Linked DNA regions of Homo sapiens: region 2 is linked to region 1. Evidence: read pairs that join two places in POLR2A ChIA-PET (ENCODE). Cell type or tissue: MCF 10A. All regions are shown on one strand. Each heading gives the region's core, and the rest is flanking DNA. Links, peaks and the distances in the headings are about the cores only. Region 1 overlaps MRC2 (mannose receptor C-type 2). Region 2 overlaps MARCHF10 (membrane associated ring-CH-type finger 10).

Region 1 (8,326 bases), core at 263-8,262:
GGGGAGAGCTGCCAGGATGGAGAGGGGATGGGCAGTCCTCGAGGGCCTGGCAAAGCTGGAGTCGGCGCAGGATGCTCCTGGCCCGGGGATGGCAGGAGGGGCTCAGAGACGAGACCCTGGCAGGCGAGGCTGGCAGGAGCCAAGGCAGAAGAGAAGCAGATGTGGTATGTGTGGTGGGGGCCTCATCTGCTGGCAGGGGCTGTGCCAAGACCCCTGGTGATCCTGGGCTGTTAACCATGGACCCTCAACACTCCCCACACAAATTCCAGGCTGGCCTTGGTGCCAGAGAAGTTGGTAATTCCTCTCTACTCCTCCCTTCACCTCTTCGCAGCCATGACACAGCCCCTGGGCCAGGCACTGTCCTTGCCAGTCCACAGACTCCGCAGCTGGGCTCTGCTCTCCCCTCTGCTTCCTCGCCCATGGGGCCATGCCTGTTAGTGTTTCCTGCTCATTTTCTGGGGGAGGCTTTGGGGTCCAGGTGGGTGTGGTAGGGGCTTAATCCAAAGGAAAACAGAGTGAGGAGCCAGCCTGGCTGCAAGGGGCTGCTGGGGGGGGCCAAGGGCCAAGCAGTGTCTTTTAGAAGCAAGCTCCCCGCACCCATCACAGCATTTGCACCCCTGCTCCACTCCCTGGAGGAGGAGAGGGTCTGTCACCCCCTCACACCCTCAGTCACTCACCCCCCACTCACTTACACAGCTTTCATTCCTTGACACCCCCCCCCTCAACCTCCCTAAACATCCTCTAGAAGCCCACTGGGGCTGGGAACACAAGGAGGGGGAAGGTGCAGCCCCACCCTGAGTGGCCTCACTCCTCCAGGGGAGACAGACCAGCACACGCCCTGTGTCAGACGGCAGAGGAGGGGGAAGTCAGGACTGGCGGTGCACAGGGGCCACACTTCACTTCGGCAGCCACTGCTTGACATGACTAGGCTGGACTCTGAGGGGGCACTCGGGGGTAGACCAGCCCCCACCTCCCTGTTCTCTGCTGTCTCGAGGAAGTGGCTTCCCCCATGGGGAGGGACTCAGGACTGGGCTGGGGGTGGGGAGCTCTGCTTCCTCCCAACAGCGCCCACCCGTCCCATCCCATCCAGTATCACTCCTTCAATAAAGGAGCAGTTTGGAGAGCTCAGGGAAGGGGGTGCCGACGAGAGGGCGATGCCATGCGAGGCAGCAGGAGTTCATCCACCTCTCCCTCCCCTGGTAGCCCCTCTGACAGGTGGCCCCACTCAGGGCAGCTCCAGAAACACCCTCACCTTCCGGCAGCCATGGTCCTCCTCGGCGGCCCCCTGGCTCAGCTGGCCTGCCTTCTTGCAGATGGATGGCAAGGACTGGTTACAGGGACTGTCGTTCCAGCGGCCTTCCTACGGACACAGGGTGAGGAAGAATCTCAACCCCCACCTCCCCATAAATCTCCCAAATCCTTCTTGGAATCTGGTTCCTAGAGCTGGCCCTGTCTCTGACTTACTGTGTGATTCTGACATGTCTGTGTCCCAGCTGTGCAATGGGGAAGGCGGGATGAACCCATAAGCCTCACAGGGTGGATGAGAGCACAAGCAGTTCATGTGCAAACGCCTTGAAACTTAACAAGCATTGTCTAAATGGGAAAGGCATCCTGGCCCGGCGCGGTGGCTCATGCCTGTAATCCCAGCATTTTGGGAGGCCGAGGTGGGCGGATCACTTGAGGTCAAGAGTTCAAGACCAGCCTGGCCAACATGGTGAAACCCCATCTCTACTGAAAATACAAAAAGTTAGCCGGTTGTGGTGGTGCATGCCTGTAATCCCAGCTATTTGGGAGGCTCAGGCAGAAGAATCGCTTGAACCTGGGAGGCAGAGGTTCCAGTGAGCCAAGATCGTGCCATTGCACTCCAGCCTGGGCGACAGGGTGAAACTCCATCTCAAAAAAAAAAAAAAAAAAAGGAAAGGCGTCCTTTTACATTATTGATAACTCGTTTTATAAATATCAAAAACAAACTGGCTAAGATTGTTAGAGTAACTGATGGCAGGATAGACAGCTTGGATTCCCAAGGCGTCTAGCTAGTGCCTGCAGGGCCAGAGTGTGCAGAGGCCAGTGTGCCCAGACCAGAATCTCAGCTGATGAAGCTGAGGAGGAATTTAGTCCTCGGCCCCTGCTTCTGTCTTCGCCCTCCCCAGTATCCACAGGCCCCCAGCCAGCAGTATGTCTGTCTCTAAGCTCCATTCTGAGGGCAGGCGTGTTTGTGTATCCTAGCACCCAGAAAAATGACTGGCACATGGTAGATACTCAATACATAATTGTTTTAAAATTCTTAAATAGCATCCCCTAAGGCAAATGACTGCCACTACAGTCCACAGCACTGTTTGCAGTATGTGACAGCAGAACATCCTGTCTGTCCCTAGGAAGGGTGGTCTGTGTCCCTACGGCTTTCTCCTTTTTATTTTATTTTTTTTTTTTTGAGACAGGGTCTTGCTCTGTCACCCAGGCTGGAGTGCAGTGGTGCAATCTCAGCTCACTGCAGCCTCTGCCTTCCAGGTTCAAGCGATTCTCTTGCCTCAGCCTCTGGAGTAGCTGGGATTACAGGCATCTGCCACCACGCCTGGCTAATTTTTGTATTTTTAGTAGAGATGGGGTTTCACCATGTTGGCCAGGCTGGTCTCGAACTCCTCACCTCAAGTGATCCGCCTGCCTCAGCCTCCCAATGTGCTGGGATTATAGGCATGAGCCACCACACTCAGCTGGCTTTGTCCCTTTTTTAAGGGTCTTTCATCTCTGCTTGAAGCCCTCCATCAATTCCTTCACTTACACCACATCTAAGCCCAAACCATGGCAAATTGTCATAAAACCCAACAATCTCTTGAGATGACAGGACCCTGGACTGGGTAGAGCACTGGGGGCGAGGGCTGGCAGAGTGCAGCCCTGCTTGCAAAGTATCTGCACATAATGTGGGTTCTGATGCCACCTTCTGGCAGGGAAGGGCAGCTGGGAGGAGACCAAGAATGCGCCAGGCACTGTGCCTAAGGTTTCACGAGAATTAACTCCTCTGATCTCCCCAGTGACCCTCTAGTAACTTGCCCAAGGTGACTTGGCTACTTGGAGGTGGAGGTGGAGGTAGGATTCAAGCCCCGGCAGTCTCTCACATGGAAGGGAAGGCATTGGTGGGGAGGAGGGGGACTGCTGAGAGGTAAGAGGTTCCAGGCAGGTTCTGATAGTAACTAGGATGTCCTTCAGCTGGGGTGGCACCTGGAGGTTGGGGGTGTATTTTGTGGCCCTGTGATAGGGAGAGGGAGATCTCACCGGGCCCCAGATGGTGACACAGTCCTCCAGACTGTCCCGGAAGTTGTTGGGCTCAAAGGGGTGCCAGTGGGTGAAGCTCACAAGGCTCCCGTCAGACCACTCAAAATTCATCTGCAGTTTCAAATCGTTGAGGCCGATCCACAGCTCCTCCACCTCTGGGGGTGCAGCAGGAGAGGAGGGGAGAGAAAACATTGAGAGGTCAGCCTCAGCCACCAGTAGGGAGGAAGGAACATTCTCTGAGGCTCCTGGACAGGATGGGTGGGGCAGTGGGAGGCCCTGCCCTCCACCCAGACACGTGGGCGGGCAGCTCCTCACCTTGCTTGATCTGCTTGGTGATGAATTCCAGCTCCGCCATGCTGTGGATGCTGACCAGGTCGCCACCGCCCCGTAGACATGCCTTCTTGGACTCCTGCCAGCTGCGCTTCTCGGCCTGCAGGCGGTAGCAGTGGCCCTGGAAGGGCTGCCAGCTCGGCTCGCACTCCACCTTCACATTGGCCCACCTGTCTGCAGAGACCCATGAGGCTGCTGCTCAGGGACTGAGCCGCCCAGTCTGGGAACCAACCCACTGGGTTGACGTCAACACAGGCGAGGCCTCCCAGTCACCTCCTCTCCAAACTCTCCCAGATCAATCCCGGTCCCCACCACAGGTCTTGGAAATGCTAAAAAAACACAAAACTTTACAGGGCTGCTGGAGCCCCGGGACAGAGACCCAAGTCGTGGTGGCAGATTCCACCCAGGACAGAACACTTCCTCTGGCTGTGGCTCTCAGAATACGATGGGTGGGCCAGGCATGGTGGCTCAGGCCTGTAATCCCAGCACTTTGGAAGGCTAAGGCTGGAGGATTGCTTGAGCCCAGTAGTTCAAGAACAGACTGGGCAACAAAGGGGAGACCCCATCTCTATAAAAAATAAAAAATTAGCCAGGCATGGTGATGTGCGCCTGTGGTCCCGCTACTCAGGAGGCTGAGGTGGGAGGATCACTTGACCCGGGGAGGTCAAGGCTGCAGTGAGCCATGATTGCACCACTAAACTCCAGCCTGGGCGACACAGCAAGACCTTATCTCAATCAATGCATCAATCAATCAGTCAATAAACGATGGGTAGAAAGGACAAACCAGCCCCATGAACCTCAGTTTCTCCCTCTGTAAATGGGGTTTCCTGCTATGAGATTCAAGCTTGGCTTATGGCCCCCTGCCTAGTAAATGGAATCACTGTTATTCTCTCAAATAACATTTATTGAGCACCCACTCTGTGCAGGTCTGGGAAGCCCAGGAGGGAGAAAACTGGGAAACGGGACCTTGAGCCACTAATGGGGCCCAGGCAAGCCCACCAGGAATCTGAGGTCTTGGTGGACGGGCAACCGAGAACATTAGGAGGTGCTCAAAGTCACTACAGATCGGCCCCATCCCCCAGCTGGGACTCCTTCCCCGCTCCTAACTCCTAACCCTGAACCCCAGGGCTGAGAAATCCACCCGTCCCAGGCCCTCCCTTGCCCCGATTTCCATGCCTTTCAGGTTCACCTTCTAGGGGTTGGGATCCGAGGGCAGCTGAGGCAAACAAGCCCTTACTTGGTCTTGGCAAGAGAAAACAGGACTTCACCAAACCACCCACAGTGTCATGCTCGGGCAGGATTCTGCCTAGTCGGGCAGGAAACTGCGCGCCCACTAGAACACGGCCTCAGACTGGGATTCCAGTGGTCCAGCCACACCTGCTCCTGGAGACCCGGCAAAGCTGGGCGGACTGAGAGCCCGGTGGGCTCGCTCTCTGGCTCAGGACCTGTCAATCATCTCTTGTTAGCCAATGAGCTAAGACCTGAGGCTGCCGCCCCAGACAAGCGGATTTTAGTGGCTGCTGAGACCCGAGGGGCCTCAAGGACCGGAAGGGAGCTTGGGAAATGTGGATGCTTTGGGGACACGACGGGGCGCCTGCCTTCGAAATGACAGGACTTAAGTGATGAGACCGGGAAAGCAGAACCTGCCTAGAATATGCCTCGTGCAGAGAGATATGGGCTGGGCAGAGGGGCGGAAATCCGAGGCCTTACATCTGTCTGCAGGTCCGGGAAGACCCAGAGGACAGAGGACTTGGTAAGGGGCCACAGATAGGCTAGGCATGCCCACACCCGGGCCTCCCAGCGGGCCCCTTCCTTCAGAAAGGTGCTTGTGGGAGGACTGGACTAGGGCCCAAGGCTCCCTCCAGCTAGAGGTGGAGGTGCCCTAGATCGGGTTGCTGACGTTTCAAGCTTCTGCTCCTGGCCCCTTACGGAATGGGAGATAAAGCAGTGGTCAGCAGTCCTGAATCAGGCCAGAGCCGTGGCTCACGCCTGTAATTCCAGCACTTTGGGAGGCCGAGGCGGGTGAATCACTTGAAGACAGGAGTTCGAGACCAGCCTGGGCAACATGGTGAAACCCCATCTCTAAAAATACAAAAAAATTAGCCGGGCGTGGTGGCACACTCATGCCTATAATCCCAGCTACTCGGGAGGCTGGAGCATGAGAATCGCTTGAACCTGGAGATGAGAATCGCTTGAACCTGGGAGGCGGAGGTTGCAGTGAGTGGAGATTGTGCCACTGCACTCCAGCCTGGGCGACAGAGCGAGACTCTGTTTCAAAAAATAAATAAATAAAAATAAAAATAAAAAGGCGGGGTGCGGTGGCTCACGCCTGTAATCCCAGCACTTTGGGAGGCCGAGGTGGGCAGATCACCTGAGGTCAGGAGTTCAAGACCAGCCTGGCCAACATGGTGAAACCCCGTCTCTACTAAAAATACAAAAGTTAGCCGGGAAGTAGTGATGCCCGCCTGTAATCCCAGCTACTCAGGAGGCTGAGGCACGAGAATCTCTTGAGCCTAGGAGGCAGAGGTTGTGGTGAGCCAAGATCGCACCACTACACTCCAGCCTGGGTGACAGAGTGAGACCCTGTCTCAAACAAACAAACAAAAAAACCAGTCCTGAGTCGATCATTGGCAAGACTTCCATGGTCAGGAGCAGAAGTTTTGCTCTGTAAACTCTTTACTGTCTGTAGTTAGTGTTGTGTGTGTGTGTGTGTGTGTGTGTGTGTGTGTGTGTGTGTTGCCATATTTTCTTTGTAAAAGTCTCCTCACCACCCCACAGCTTCGCAGGAAACTGCACAGCCCCTCCAACCTACACCACAGTAAACATCCACAGCCAACTACAGAAAAACTCCTTCGTGCCAGGCCAGATCTCCAGCCTTCCTCACAACAACCTTGCAAGGGGGGTGGCTTCATTCTCCATTTGCAATGAGGACTCTGCACCCCAGAGACTAAGCTGCTTGCCCAGGGCCACACAGCAGTAAGGGGCAGAATCCCTAAAGCAGACCCTGTCCATTGCCCCAACTCCTCCACGAGGCCCCTAAAGCTGTCTCTATGATCACAAACGAGAACCAGACACTCCCTGGCTTAAACATCTTCAAAGGCTCCCCACAGCCTACCTGGCCCCACCCAAACTTGGCCCAGCAGCCAAGACCCTGCAGAGACTGGCTGCAACCTGCCTCTTCTTCACCATGCCCTTTAAGCCAGGGCTTCCCAAACTGTGTCTGCACATGAATCATCTGAGGATCTTGTTAAATGCAGGTTCTGATTCAATTACTCTGGGGCGGGCCTGACTGTGCATTTCTAACAAGCCCTCCGGGGATGCTGTGCTGCTGGTTGGATGACCATACTTGAAGTGGTTAGAATCTATACTCCACCCAAACTGCAACAGGCACCATCCATTTTTTTCTTTTTCTTTCTTTTTTCTTTTTTTTTTTAAATTTATTTATTTATTTATTTATTTATTTTTTGAGGCAGGGTCTCGTCTCGCTCTGTTGCCCAGGTTGGAGTGCAGTGGTGCAAGCGAGGCTCACTGCAGCCTCAACCTTGCAGGCTCAAGCAATCCTCCCACCTCGACCTCCCTAGTAGACAGGCGTGCATCACCACACTCAGCTAATTTTTTAAAAATATTTTGCAGAGACAGGGTCTCGCTATGTTGCCCAGGCTGGTCTTGAACTACTGAGCTCAAGCAATCCTCCTGCCTTGGCCTCCCAAAGTGCTGGGATTATAGGTGTGAGCCACGGTGCCCGGCCATCACTCACCACCCCTTAAAGCTGCAGTGTAGTTCTAGGCCTCCACACCTTTGCATATGCTCTTCCCTCTGCCAGGAATGCCCTTCCCCCACACCTCTTTATATCTTTTAAACTTAGACTCAATTTGAAAGGCCCAAATCAAATGTTATTTCCATAAACCCCTCCTTAACTCTCAGAAGCTGAATCAGTTTCTTCTCTATGCTCCTCTAACACTGATCCATATTTCTATAATCACTCATGACCTGGGATAGTCTAACTGCATTGAGATGTCTGTCACCTCCAGCAGACTGTGGTCTCTACGAGGTAACAGTGGGTATTGCCAGCATTTAACACAGATCTCAGCACATGTTCCCCAAATGAATTAATGACATATTCCAATTTGCTCAGACTTTAACTGAACAATGAAATAAGAGTCAGAGGATCCAGAGTCCCCTTGTGCTGTGGTGGTAACCGGAGGAGAGGCTGGGCCTGCCACGGCTCTGTGGCTGTGTCCCTGGCCCTGGGAGCCCCTCCCCACCCTGCGGCACAGTCCCTGGCTCACCTGGAGGGGTGGGCTCGGCCGTGGCGTTGGGCTTCTTCTTGCACACATAGGGCAGCGCGATGCTGCAGTCACGGTTCTGCCAGCCGCCCGAGGACTCAGTGCGGATCACTCCACAGTTCTCCTCACTGGGGTTGTCCGGCTGGTCTGTGGGGAGGGCAGGGCGCCAGCACCCCCGGAGAGAGAAGCTCACACCGTGGCTCCCGGGGCCCTGCTCAGAACCTCCTACCTCCCTCTGCTCCCTCGGAAGCCTGAGCCAGTTCGGGAAGCCTGGTGCTCAGCTCCAGCTCCGCCCCAGACCACGGGGTCCTCCGCGCTTTCTAACCTGGGTGCACGTCGCCTTGAACCTTCTACCCAGTAACCAGTACCAGCCCCGCCCCGGCCTCCCCGTCCAGGCTGCTGGGTGCGCTGGTGCCCGCTGCCCACAGGGGTGGCTGAAG
Region 2 (8,326 bases), core at 166-8,165, 70 kb before region 1:
ACCTGGATGAGCACTTGGGAGGCAGGGCCATTGCGTGTCCCAACTGTAGAAGGCTCTTGACAGTGTTGCTAGCGGGCATATCCCAACACCTATGGATTGGAACCTAGAAACTTCTTAGCAAGGCTGGGCGCAGTGGCTCATGCCTGTAATCCCAGCACTTTGGGAGGCCAAGCTGAGTAGATCACTTGAGGTCAGGACTTTGAGACCAGCATGGCCAACATGGTGAAACCCTGTCTCTACTAAAAATACGAAAATTAGCTGGGCATGGTGGCAGGCACCTATAATCCCAGCTACTGAGGAGGCTGAGGCAGGAGAATCGCTTGCACCTGGGAGGCAGAGACTGCAGTGAGCCAAGATCATGCCACTGCACTCCACTCTAGGCAACAAGAGCAAGACTCCATCTTAAAAAAAAAAAAAGAAAAAAAGACAAAACTTCTTAGCAAAAGGAAAGATCCCTACCTTCGGCCTCTGCATCGCAGGCATCATGGGTGCTTATGAAGGAGGCTTTTTTTTTTTTTTTTGAGATGGAGTCTTGCTGTGTTGCCCAGGCTGGAGTGCAGTGGCACCATCTCGGCTCACTGCAAGCTCCGCCTCCCAGGTTCAAGCAATTCTCCTGCCTCAGCCTCCGGGACTACAGGCATGCGCCACCATGCCCAGCTAATTTTTGTATTTTTGTAGAGATGGGGTTTCACCATGTTGGCCATGCTGGTCTCAAACTCCTGACCTCAGGTGATCCTATGAAGGAGGCATGATTATTTCCATGTAGCAGGTAGGGAAACTGAGGCTTGGAGAGGTGAAGTGATTTTCCCAAGCTCACATGGTTACATGAAACCAGATTTCAAATCCAGCTCTTCTGTGACCTCCTGGGTCCCTTCTCTTGACTGCCCTTCCACCTAACCCCACCCCCAAACATTGCTGGGCCCTTTGAACGTTCTTTATATGGAAGACATTTTCCTGTAAACAAAATAATTATTGAAAAGACTTTGCATCTTTCAGCAGACCAAGCACCAATGGTTTTATTAAGAAAGAGGAAGCCAAACCTGAGGAGATTTACAGTCAGCCCAGAATCGCACAGCCCGAGAGCATCTGGGGACAGAAGCAGACAGAAACAGCAGTGGCCTGCAAAGGTGCCGGTTCCCAGGGGAGCAGGTAAGGACCCGGGGCTCCCGAACCTTTGTCCTTGGAGAGGAGGACTGATTTTTGCTGTTACCCGGTGAATTCTTTATGGTTTTTAGATACTTGTACTTTTAAGTAAATGAGGTGCATGTACCTTAAAATGAAACAGCTTTAAAAGCAAATTGTATGATCCTAGGGCTTTTGGCGTTTTTTTTCCTCCAAGAGAGGCTGGTGGGAAAAGGGGAAGGCGGGGTCGGGGGGGATATCTTTTTCTCTCCCATAACTCCATGAGTGTAACTGGTTTTGAGTGGACACCAGCTGTACAGCTGCTCCAGAGGGCATTTGGATGGTGGATGGCATTTGGGTGGTAGATGGCAGGGGTTGGGGAAGGCAGAGAAGCGGATCTGCAACTCTGGGGCATGTCCCACCTGGCAGTTGTTCTCACTTAGTTCCTGGGATAGGGAGGATGTGTGTCTGTGGGTGACAGGCTGCTCACCTCCCAGCAGAGATCTTCTCCCCTCTGACCCAGGGCACTCAACTCAGAGAGATCATGATGTGTGAGAAATACACAATATTGGAACGAATCTATGCTTTATTCCCAAAGACTGGTTTGGTGTATCACCCCCTTGGAACTCATGGAAAGCATCACCTCACAGTCAACCTGGCCATAGACCCATTCTTTCTCTTAGGAAACCACTGAGCATCCCATTATGTCATGACCAATGAACACAGTTGCCTTTATTTTTTTATTGTATTTATTTATTTTGAGGTAGAGTCTCCCTCTGTTGCCCAGGCTGGAGTGCAGTGGCACCAGCTCGACTCACTGCAACCTCCACCTCCCGGATTCAAGCAATTCACATGCCTCAGCCTCCCAAGTAGCTGGGACCACAGGCGCGCACCACCATGCCCGGCTAATTTTTTGTATCTTGGTAGAGACAGGGTTTCACCATGTTGGCCCGTCTCAAACTCCTGGCCTCAAGTGATCTGCTTGCCTTGGCCTCCCAAAGTGCTGGGATTACAGGCGTGAGCCATGGCACCCGGCCTGCCTTTGTTTTTAAATGTGATATAGATGGTGGTGGACATATATACATATTGAAGAATGTGTTAGTATTTTGATGGCTTGGAATCTGCATATATGAGTCTGCAGCAAGGAGATGTCCACAGGGTCCCAGTGATCAATGCCTTCTGCCGGGAAGGGCATGAGCTTTAAGGCAGCCTTCAGCTCCAATGCCAGCTCTTCCTCCCAGCAATGGCATCTTGGGTGCTAAAGTAGCCACTCTGGGCACCAGTTCCTTTATCTTAAAATAAGGATAATGAAATCTACCTCATTGCATTGTTATAATAACTAAGTAAAATAATACACTGACCAGCACCCAGCACAGAATAAGTCCACACAGTGGGCACTGAACTTTTTATAGTTTCTCTCCTGCCAACAACCCTTAATGAACTGTTGAATATTATTTGAAAGGTGAGGTTCACCAGACAGGGTGGCTCACCCCTGTAATCCCAGCACTATAGGAGGCGGAGGTGGAAGATCACTTGAGTCCAGGAGTTTGAGACCAGCCTGGCCAACATGGTGAAACCCCATATCTCCAAAAAAAATAAATAAATTAGCTCAGGACATCGAGGCTGCAGTGCACTGTGAACATGCCACTGCACTCCAACCTGGGCAATGGAGTGAGACACTTTCTCAAAAAAAAAAAAGAAAAAAGAAAAAAGAAAGGAAGGAAGGAAGGAAGGAGAAAGGTAAGCGTCTCCATGTGTGAAATGTTCCTGGACCCACGGATGGGACTCATACAATTCTGTCTGCACCCAGGAGTCATCGCCCATCATCCTGTGACCTGATGAGAATTCATCCTAATGTCCCATTATACCCGTGGCTCCTTATCTCCCCAAATTATTTCCTCACAAGTCTCCCTTTAGCTTCTTTTCTCACATTCTAAAGTGGTTTGCACAAAATGGAGTAGGAGCCAGGTATTTGAATTGTATCAGTGAAAGAGTTGAAGCAAATATGACAGAGATAATATGCAGAAAGCTCTCACAAATCAATAAGAAAAACACAAATACCTAATAGAAAAATAAGGAAGGAGGCTGGGCATGGTGGCTCATGCCTGTAATCCCAGCACTTTGGGAGGCTGAGGTGGGCGGATCATTTGAGGTCAGGAGTTCAAGACCAGCCTGGCCAACATGGTGAAACCCTGTCTCTACAGAAAATACAAAAATTAGCTGGGCGTGGTGGCACATGCCTGTAATCCTAGCTACTCCGGAGGCTGAGGCAAGAGAATCGCTTGAACCTGGGAGGTGGAGGTTGCAGTGAGCCAAGATCATGCCTACTGCATTCCAGCTTGAGTGACACAGTGAGACTCCATCTCAAAAAAAAAAAAGAAAAAAAGAAAAAAAAACAGTTTCCAGGCTGGGCGCGGTGGCTCATGCCTGTAATCCCAGCACTCTGGGAGGCCGAGGCAGGTGGATCACAAGGTCAGGAGATCGAGACCATCCTGGCTAACATGGTGAAACCCCATCTCTACTAAAAATACAAAAAAAAAATTAGCCAGGCGTGGTGGCGGGCACCTGTAGTCCCAGCTACTCGGGAGGCTGAGGCAGGAGAATGGTGTGAACCCGGGAGGCAGAGCTTGCAGTGAGCCAAGATAACCACTGCAGTCCAGCCTGGGTGACAGAGTGAGACTCTGTCTCACAAAAAAAATAAAAATAAAAATACAGATGGCTAATAAACATTTTTTTAAAGTTCATCTGGAGACAATATAGGTCATATTTTTTAAAAAGTTCAACCTCAGAAGGTAATAAATGTAAATCTACATGACGTAAATTTGGCCTACCCATTTGACTAAGGTTTTAAAAATGATACGTAATACTAGTAGTGAAACTAACAACGAACATTCCTGGGCACTGTTGTGTCTATGCTACTGACATGGATTGCTGGTGACAGTTATGAGAGAGATGCTTTCATAGCCTACCTGTTGGGTCATTTGGTAAAAACTCTCTGGAAAGGAATTTGGTAACGTGTCAAAGCCTCTTAGAAAGTTCATACCTTTTGACCTAGCAATTTCACTCCCATAGATCTAGTCTAAGAAAATATATAGTCAAAAATGTATGAGCAAGGACATTTATCACATTGTAATCGCTGACAGTCAAACCTCAAAACAACCTATATACCCAACAATAGGGGAAGAGTTAACAAATTATAATATATACCTTTATACTATAATTAATATCATGTTCTTAAAGAATAGCTAATGGCATGGCATAATGCTCATAATAAGATACTTAATTTCTTCACTTCAGTTTTGTTTGTTAAGAAATATCTCTTGATAAGAGAGCCCTGGGTTATAAATTCAAATGCCTTCAGGGAGCAGGTGGATATAGCAGGACAGATGCATAACGGGTTATGGAGCCTGTGGTAAGCTACAATATACATGTTCCACCTAAAGGTAATAAATTCATTGTTCAAATACTGAGCCATGGCCAGACACGGTGGGTCATGCCTGTAATCCCAGCACTTTGGGAGGCCAAGGCAGGAGGATTGCTTGAAGCCAGAGGTTCAAGACCAGACTGGGCAACAAAGTGAGACCCCATCTCTAGAAAAAAATTTTAAAATGAGCCAGGTGTGGTGGCATGCACCTGTAGTCCCAGCTACTCAGGAGGCTGAGGCAGGAGGATTGTTTGAGCCTACAACTGTACTCCAGCCTGGGTGACAGAGCAAGACCCTGTTTCTAAAATTAAAAAAAAAAAGTAAGAAAAAAAGAAGCTGAGCCAAAGCACAATTGCAGGATGAAAACAGCCCTGGGGTCTTGAGTATGCAACCCACTCTGAATTCCAGAACAATAGCAATGATCATCCGAGTTTTGGATTATGGGGGATTTTTATTTTATTCTTCATCTTCTTCTATAGTTTCCAAATTTTCTCCAATGATGATAAACCACTTTTATAACCAGAGGGAAAAAAGTTAAAAGTGTGTGGCTGTTGGAATGTAGGAAACTATTGGTCAAGCACACCAAGAAGTCGAAGGCATAGTCTTAAGGCAGACAGATGCTTGTTCTGGTTTCATTCTGTTGCCCTAGAACTCCTGGAGATGGCAGGCACTTCACTCACAGCTGGAGCCCAGGGCCTCAGAGAAGCATTTGCAGCATCTGCAGGGCCTGGTCTATGAATAGCACATCCCTGGCATACCAGTGTGCCTGTCTATTCCCAGCCCTAGAGCTCCTGAAATCTGCTCTCTATTTGATAGACATAAAAAAATAGGGTTAAAATAGCATAAATCGAGAATGGCACAGTCTGCCACCTTTAGGGGAAACACACACACACACGCACACACACACACACACACACACACACACACACTGCAGAGAAGCTCTGATTGAATTTTTAAAGAGGAAGACCATTGTGGTGACGAGACAGGGGTGAAGATGCATGTTTCAGGAATCTGCAGGAGCCGCAACACCGCGCATACCCTGGGACTTCTTCTGTCCCCCAGGCCAGCATCACTCTGTGGCAACTCAGTGGCCTCTATGAGATGAGCTAATGGCTCCCGTTGAGCTTCCAGTTTCTGTTTTTCAAAAGCGGCCCTTGCTGATTCTTTTGCCCATTGGGTGTTTCTCCTCACAGGGATGGGTCATGTGCGTTCAGGGAATGACCGGAAGATTCCGGTTCCAGCGCTGTGAGCTCACCTCCAAGGCCCTCCAACAAATTCAAAACAAAAAGTCATCAGCCGGCCGGGCACGGTGGCTCACACTTGTAATCCCAGCACTTTGGGAGGCCAAGGCAGGCGGATCACTTGAGGTCGGGAGTTGGAGACCAGCCTGACCAACATGGAGAAACCCTGTCTCTACTAAAAATACAAAATTAGCCGGGCTTGGTGGAGCATGCCTGTAATCCCAGCTACTCAGGAGGGTGAGGCAGGAGAATTGCTTGAACCCAGGAGGTGGAGGTTTCTGTGAGCCGAGCCGAGATCGCACCATTGCACTCCAGCAAAAAGAGTGAAACTCTGTCTCAAAAAAAAAAAAAAAGTCATCAGCCAAAGCCTGCACTGCCAACTCCTCTGGATCCCTTTTCTATTTTATTGATTTATGTATTTATGTATTTATTTATTTTTAAGACAGAGTCTCACTCTGTTGCCCAGGCTGGAGTGCAGTGGTACTATCTGGGCTCACTGCAACCTCTGCCTCCTGGGTTCAAGCGATTCTCCTGCCTCAGTCTCCCAAATAGCTGGGATTACAGGTACACACCACAGCACCCGGCTAATTTTTGTATTTTTAGTAGAGATGGGGTTTCACCATGTTGTCTAGGCTGGTCTTGAACTCCTGACCTTAAGTGATCTGCCCACCTCGGCCTTTCAAAGTGCTGGGATTACAGGCGTGAGCCACAGCCCCCAGCCCCCTTTTCTATTTTAAAAAATTTTCAGGAGAATTCAGTTGCTTACGTAGAAGCATTTGTTCCCAAAATGGGGGTCGGCCCAGTCTGGAGTGGCCTCGCCACCAGCTCCAGCGCTGTAGTTCCACAGCCAGATGCTCAAAGCATCCTTGAATTGCTGCTGCATCTCTAACTGGGGTTTATAAAACCCAGGAGGGGCCTGAGAGGAGAGCTTAACTGATTTCTAGAAGAGCTGATGAGTCAAGATTCATACTGCGTTGCTGAGTGTCCCATGCAGTTAACAATAAAAGAAGCTGCCCGAGTGTTAGGACATTAGAGACTCACACTGGTGTCCCCCTGTGAGGAGCCCCAATTAAAGTGAGCCAGAATTGACTTGGCCCTTGGTGGTGCCCGATGCTCTGAGGATTTGCATTTCACCAGCCCGAGCTGTTATCAACACAGACCTTCCAGGGCCCGTGGAGTCCCGTCCACTCTACAGGGTGAACCGCTTTAGAAATGGAATGATAAAAAGAGCAGCATCTCATCAGATCCCACACAATAGCAGAGAGGAGAACAAAGCGGGGGGAGGCCGATGTCAGGAGGGAATAAAGGTAAGTGGCATCAGAGAAGTACTGTCAGTTTCCTTCTCACATCAAGAGGGTAAAAGACCCTCAACAGCACACACACACCACGATGAATTCAATGGATTCTCATTTTCACAAGGAAATCGGAAGGCCAGCCAGTTTCTTAAGGGCTAACACAGGGTGGTGGTTAAGAACACAAACCCTAGTATCGAGCAGGCGTGGGTTCAAATGTTCATTCCATCACTTACTGGAAATAGGATCTTGGGCTAGTTATGTGACTGCCCTAAGCCTTGGTACTCTCAAGTTATAATGTCGTATGATTGTGTTACCTATTTCACAGGGTTGTGAGGCTTAAGTTGTGTGTGTGTGTGTGTGTGTGTGTGTGTGTGTGTGTGTGACAGAGAGAGACAGAGAGAGACAGTTAGCATGCTTCTGGCCAGTTCAGTGATTCTGTGTAGGAATTCATAGTAGGGATTCTAGGGCAGCCAGAAGTTACAGAATTGACCTGGGGCTAGTGACAAAGAGAAGATAACGATTTCATGAGCGATTTATAATTTTTATTTTCACTAAATAGTAAACATGACCAAAATCCCCAGTGTTCCCCGGGCGCCAGCTCCTATAGCCTTCCTCCTGATCTGCCAAGACATGTTATACTTCTCTTAAGTTCTTGTAAAGCTGCGTGGGAGGCAGGGTGTCATAAATGTACATTGAATGAACGTGGATGAGAAAGGGCTGGTGGTTTTTGTAGAAGTCATTCCCAGAGTGGTGGTTTTCCCTTTCAGTACGTATGGAACAAAAGCCAGTATTTAGTGTGAGGTTTGCGCATCATCAGTCCTGACTGGCTGGGGCTGGGCCAGTCTTCCGGGAGCTTCTGCAGAAAGAATCTGTATCCTCAGGGTCCCCCCATTTCCCTAGGACCACAGGGGTACAAAGGAGAATACGGGGCAGTAAAATGAAGCCTGCTGGGCTCTGCTCCTCTTGTACCTCCAGCCATTTTGACCGTGTCTGTTTTCTTCTCTAGGTCTTGTCTGTTGCATTTAAAGGGCAATTTTGCACTTGGTGCTAGAGGCCTTTCATCCATGGGCCCTTTTACTGGAACGATAAATGTGTCTTTTCTCAATGCAGATCAAGTAGTTCAACAAGAAGGCCTGATGTGTAACACTAAGCTGAAGAGGCCAAATCAAGAGAGAAGAAACTTGGTCCCATCGTCACAGCCAATGACTGAGAACGCCCCTGATAGAGCCAAAAAAGGAGACCCG

The links. ChIA-PET counts read pairs that join two places held together with the same protein. Peaks named below come from ENCODE experiments on the same cell type or tissue, not always from the same donor. Only the 100,000 strongest peaks of a DNase experiment are listed, where the experiment ranks them.
Region 2: POLR2A ChIA-PET joins it to region 1 with 5 read pairs; 2 of 35 experiments call an interaction of 5 or more read pairs at or near these places.

Annotation. Positions count from the first base shown.
Region 1 is chr17:62,667,097-62,675,422 of GRCh38, reverse strand. It overlaps MRC2 (mannose receptor C-type 2), which reads right to left. Exons shown (of 30, transcript NM_006039.5): 6 at 7,890-8,033; 7 at 3,586-3,774; 8 at 3,271-3,425; 9 at 1,253-1,360. Among named protein-coding and RNA genes, the nearest start is that of MARCHF10-AS1, 35 kb to the left of the region's middle. RefSeq lists enhancers at 2,808-2,877, 3,125-3,625, 3,626-4,126, 4,446-5,204, 5,205-5,964 and a silencer at 2,821-3,115. In MCF 10A, for the core only: a CTCF peak has its summit at 2,932 (motif pointing left); DNase peaks (open chromatin) are centred at 2,942, 3,662, 4,872 and 6,832.
Region 2 is chr17:62,737,199-62,745,524 of GRCh38, reverse strand. It overlaps MARCHF10 (membrane associated ring-CH-type finger 10), which reads left to right. Exons shown (of 11, transcript NM_152598.4): 5 at 997-1,149; 6 at 8,193-8,326. It overlaps MARCHF10-AS1 (MARCHF10 antisense RNA 1), which reads right to left. Exons shown (of 3, transcript NR_147886.1): 3 at 7,603-8,326. Among named protein-coding and RNA genes, the nearest start is that of MARCHF10-AS1, 35 kb to the right of the region's middle. RefSeq lists an enhancer at 4,936-5,591. In MCF 10A, for the core only: no CTCF peak of the experiment used is centred there; no DNase peak of the experiment used is centred there.